Regions from separate parts of the Homo sapiens genome. Here region 1 is linked to region 2. The links are chromatin loops, found by intact Hi-C in ENCODE. Cell type or tissue: CD4-positive, alpha-beta T cell. All regions are shown on one strand.

Region 1 (2,500 bases), 51 kb after region 2:
CCTACCAAAGACCCTCAATCCTTGAGGTAAGCTTTATTGAGATATAATTCACATGCCATATAATTCATCTGCTTAAAGTGAATACTTCAGTGGTTTTTAGTTTATTTCCAAGGTTGTGCGACCACCACCACTAGCTAACATTCTCATCCTCCCTAAAGATACCCCGTCTCTATGAGCAGTCACTCTTTACGCCCCCTCCCTAGCCCCGGGACAACCACGAGTCTTCCTGTCTCTATGGATTTGCCTGATCTGGACTCTTCATATTGATGGAATCACACAGCATGTGATGTGACACTTCACATCTGGCTTCTCCTACCCAGCATCATGTTTTCAAGGTGCACCCATGTTGCAGCCTGTGCCAATACTTCATTCCTCTTTATGGCTGAATAATACTCCATTGCATGGATGGACCACGTTTTGTTTTGTTTTCTTTCTTTTTTTTTTTTTTTTGAGAGAGAGTCTTGCTCTGTCACCTAGGCTGGAGTACAGTGGCGTGATCTCCGCTCACTGCAACCTCCGCCTCCCAGGTGCAAGTGATTCTCGCGCCTCAGCCTCCCGATTAGCTGGGATTACAGGCATATGCCACCACGCCCAGCTAATTTTTATATTTTTAGTAGAGACGGGGTTTCACCATGTTGGCCAGGCTGGTCTCGAACCCCTGACCTCAAATGATCCCCCCACCTTGGCCTCCCAAAGTGCTGGAATTACAGGTGTGAGCCATGGCGCCTGGACACACATTTTGTTTTTCTAGTTATCATGGACATCAGGTTGTTTTCAGATTCCTTAATCTGTATATTTATATACAATGATCCACTTCTCTGTCCAACAGACACTTTGGCAATGATAGGATGTTCTAGACCTTTCTATTATAGGAGGCACCAGCCCTGTGTGGCTGCTGAGACTTGAAATGTGGCTGGTGTGGCTGAGGAATGCACTGGTTAATTGCATTTGGTTTTAATTAATTCAAATGTAAACAGCCCTGCGTTGAGTATCTGGAGCCACCCAGCTGATGAGACTCAGGGGCTCAATTTGTGAGTTACCCTGAGACTGAGGGGAGGAAAGGATACTCCAATCAACCTGGAGAATAAGTCCCCCAGCTGCCGGGGTCTACTCCCACAAGAACCCTAAAGAAATGTACATGGGACTCAGCCCCAGGGTACAGCTAATTAGAAAAAGGATCTCAGTTCCAGAGAGGTGACTCATAGGCCTCAGGGTGACTGCTAGGACCCAGGAAAGCCCCATGAGCACCATGACACCCCAGCTTCCTGGCTGAATTTACAGAACCCGATTCTGTAATTGCAACAGATCCGACCAGCTGACGAGGAAGGGAAAGAATGAGAATGGCTTATGCCTGCCAACTACTAGCAAGGCCAATCATTAGTCAGGAAGACAAAAAGGCATTCCCTGATGTTATGCATTATTTACATTTACTCCTCTGAATGGGGCTCTGTGCGTTCCTACAGCACAGCAAGGGTTCCTGCAGCACAACAGCCCTGGCTGAGAAACTTCTTGTTCCCCAGAGACACAGTCACAGGGTGGAGAAGGCAAAGCAGGCCCCTTCTCAAGAACGGCCCAGGATGGGATGGCCGAGTGGGTCTGCAAGGGGCCTCTGGGGCTCAGCACACCGCCTCGGAGCTGCCTACCCACTCGAGATCTGAGATCCGAAGCTTTTCACACAAGCTGTCACTCATGCTCATGTGGAGGTAAAGCCTGACACATTCCAACGTGCCAGGCTGTCCCTGCTCTGGTGCCAAACACCACTGTGTGAATTCAGGCCACGCCTCAGTCCTCACTGGGAACATCAATGTGACAAACCTTATTTTTTATTTTTATATTTTTTTAGAGGCAGAGTCTCACTTTGTCGCCCAAGCTGGGGTGCAGTGGTGTGATCTCAGCTCACTGCAAACCTCACATCCCAGGTTCAAGTGATTCTTCTGCCTCAGCCTCCCGTGTAGCTAGGATTATAGGCACCCGCCACCATGCCCAGCTAGTTTTTGTATTTTTAGTAGAGATGGGTGGGTGAGGGAGGTGGGGGGGTGGTTCACCATATTGGCCAGGCTGGTCTCGAACTCCTGACCTCAGGTGATCCGTCTGCCTCAGCCTCCCAAAGTGCTGGGATTATAGGCGTGAGCCACTGTACCTGGCCAACGTGACACATCTTAAATCCAACGCTTTCGAATTCTGCAACATACCTAGTCCCAGGGTCTCAGCAAAGGGACTGTGGCCCGTATCTGGTTCTCCCAGCTAAATTCAAAGCTCTGCAACTAATCAGGGTTTATTTTGTTCTCAGAACAGCTCCTCTAGACACCGAGGAGGACAGCTGTTTCTGGGAAGGAGGGTTTGGGAGGAAATGCATACGCTGAGGGTGTCCTTGGCCTTCAGAGACCACCGCAGGGCAGGAACACCCAGACACTGTGGTGTGGTGAAGCTGACCCCAGGAGACAAGCTTTGAGGGACCTGCCTGCATACCTCCGACAGGCCATTCCTGGGGTTCACCAGG
Region 2 (2,500 bases):
GGAGACTCTAGCCTAGGGGAACTGGGTGGTACTTGCACTTCCCCAGCCGGGGGGTTAGGGCTAGGTCAGAGAGAGGTACCTGGCTTTGGGGGCCTGGTGGTGGTCATGGGCAGCGCGCTGGAGGAGAGTGTATGGCAGCCCTTGGGGCTAGAGCTGGGTTCTGGCCTCTCAGAGCCTCAATTTTCCCTCCTGTTAAAATGGGGATCATGGGCCAAGCACGGTGGCTCACGCCTGTAATCCCAGCACTTTGGGAGGCCGAGGCGGGCGGACTACCTGAGGTCAGGAGTTTGAGACCAACCTGGCCAACATGGTGAAACCCCGTCTCTACTAAAAATATAAAAATTAGCTAGGCCTGGTGGAGCGTGCCTGTAATCCCAGCTACTCAGGAGGCTGAGGTGTGAGAATCACTTGAACCCAGGAGGCAGAGGCTGCAGTGAGCCGAGATCGTGCCACTGCACTCCAGCCTGGGTGACAGAGGGAGATTCCGTCTCAAAAAAAAAAAAAAAAAGGGGGGGGATGATCGTGGCTGCACCTTGCCTAAAAGGAGGCTCCCAGCGGTCCCCATCAGTAGCAGCGTGCTTCCTTCTCCCCACTCCTCACCCACAGACGCCACCCCCACCGAGGAGCCAATGGCGACTGCACTGGGCCTGGAAAGACGGTCCGTGTACACCGGCCAGCCCTCACCAGCCCTGGAGGACTGGGAAGGTGAGTTAGCCTGCCTCGGAGTCCCGTCTCTGCTGCGGGCTTGTTGGGGGTGGGGCTTGGGCTACTGGGGTCGTGTGAGGAGAGGGCACACACTAGACGAAGGGCCCGGCGCCGTCCTGGTCCCCGGACATGACAGCCCCTGGAGGTGATGCCCCAAGTTCAAGATCTAAGTGAGAGGCCGGTCAGACAGAGGCAAGAGCTCAGCGCACCGGGATGGACCAGGTCAGGCCCTGGGCGGCAGAACTGGGGTCGCGGGGAACCCAGTCTGCCCTGCACCTGTTTCAGGCCGCTGGCTCGGGTCGTGGGCGCGCTCGGCTAGCCGGTGCCCACCGGGGGAGGGGGCTGAGACAGCAAGTAAGGCCTTTGCACGCATGCATGGGGGCCTACAGGCCGCCGCCCTGGTCCCAGCGCGTGCGGTGCCCGCAGAGGCCAGCGAGTGGACGTCCTGGTTCAACGTGGACCACCCCGGAGGCGACGGCGACTTCGAGAGCCTGGCTGCCATCCGCTTCTACTACGGGCCAGCGCGCGTGTGCCCGCGACCGCTGGCGCTGGAAGCGCGCACCACGGACTGGGCCCTGCCGTCCGCCGTCGGCGAGCGCGTGCACTTGAACCCCACGCGCGGCTTCTGGTGCCTCAACCGCGAGCAACCGCGTGGCCGCCGCTGCTCCAACTACCACGTGCGCTTCCGCTGCCCACTAGGTGAGGGCGGGGCTGGATGACGGGGGCGGGGCTTTGAATGGGCGGGGCTGGCGAACGCCGGGAAGAGTCGTGGTGGGTGGGGCTGGGAGGGGCAGGACCGTGTGGGTGTGGGCGTGGCTGGGAAGAGCCGGGGGACCCTTAGGCGTAGGACGACGTCAGGGGGCGGGGCCAGGCAGGGCGGGGCTTTTGAAGAGAGGCGCTGGGAACAGCGCGGGGCCCAAGTGCACCGTCAGGAGGCCCAGCGGGTCAGGACCCATGTCCGGCCCCCTGGAACGCATCTCCCTCCCGCTGCCCTCATTTGAGCATCTGTAAGAGCTCAGTTCTGTGGAGTGTCTTGAGCCCAAATGCGTGCAGGATGCAGGGAGAAAAGCAGGACTGATCCCCGGGACCTTATGCGGGGGTGGGGAGGTGGGTCGGTACCTAAACTATGTCTTCGACAGGCGCGCCTAGGGGAGCATGGGTGGGGGCGATGGCAGATCTGCTCTCTGGAGTGTCCGCCCTTGGATGCACATATGTGAGGGGGTTGGGGAAGAAGGGTCCTTTAGTCCCAGGTTACCCGGAGGCGCAGTTCCTGGGGAGGGCGGCCACCTGATCTCCGTCCCTGCCTTCCGCAGAAGCCTCGTGGGGCGCGTGGGGCCCGTGGGGTCCCTGCTCGGGGAGCTGTGGGCCAGGCCGTCGCTTGCGCCGCCGCCACTGCCCAAGCCCCGCTGGGGATGCGTGTCCCGGGCGTCCTCTGGAGGCGCAGAAGTGCGTGCGGCCTCGGTGTCCAGGTAGGAGGGGCGGGGTCTGGAGGCTGGGACCTGTACAGAGGGGAGGAAGGGGAGGTTAGGGGCTGAGCCTGGGAGAGAGGGTGGAGTTAGAGGCGGTGCCTGGATGTAGAGAGGCAGTGCTTCTCCTGAGCGATGCCTAGAGGGGAGGAGCTAGTTGGGGGCGGGGCCTCGTGGACGGGGCTGTGAAGGGCGGGGCCTGGTGCGGGGGCGGAGCCTGGAGGACCCAAACTCTGGAGCCAGGTGGAGACCAGCCCTTCCTTCCCTCCTGGGCCCAAGGAGCACTGGTAACTATGCACATCTGGACAGGTGGATGCCAGGGGGCTCTT

What was found. A loop is a pair of places that touch in the nucleus more often than their neighbours do. Peaks named below come from ENCODE experiments on the same cell type or tissue, not always from the same donor. Only the 100,000 strongest peaks of a DNase experiment are listed, where the experiment ranks them.
Region 1: it touches region 2 in a loop (2.0-fold over the local background); 2 of 110 quality-filtered maps call a loop at or near these places.

What each region holds. Positions count from the first base shown.
Region 1 is chr19:19,590,037-19,592,536 of GRCh38, forward strand. The region is part of intron 2 of PBX4 (PBX homeobox 4); the gene reads right to left. Among named protein-coding and RNA genes, the nearest start is that of PBX4, 27 kb to the right of the region's middle. RefSeq lists enhancers at 1,097-1,256, 1,417-1,466. In CD4-positive, alpha-beta T cell, no CTCF peak of the experiment used is centred here; a DNase peak (open chromatin) is centred at 1,245; H3K27ac peaks cover 2,215 bases.
Region 2 is chr19:19,539,073-19,541,572 of GRCh38, forward strand. It overlaps CILP2 (cartilage intermediate layer protein 2), which reads left to right. Exons shown (of 8, transcript NM_153221.2): 2 at 607-705; 3 at 1,132-1,404; 4 at 2,019-2,174. Among named protein-coding and RNA genes, the nearest start is that of CILP2, 2.1 kb to the left of the region's middle. RefSeq lists enhancers at 531-1,193, 2,108-2,402 and a silencer at 2,007-2,276. In CD4-positive, alpha-beta T cell, no CTCF peak of the experiment used is centred here; DNase peaks (open chromatin) are centred at 679, 1,499 and 2,289; H3K4me3 peaks cover 996 bases.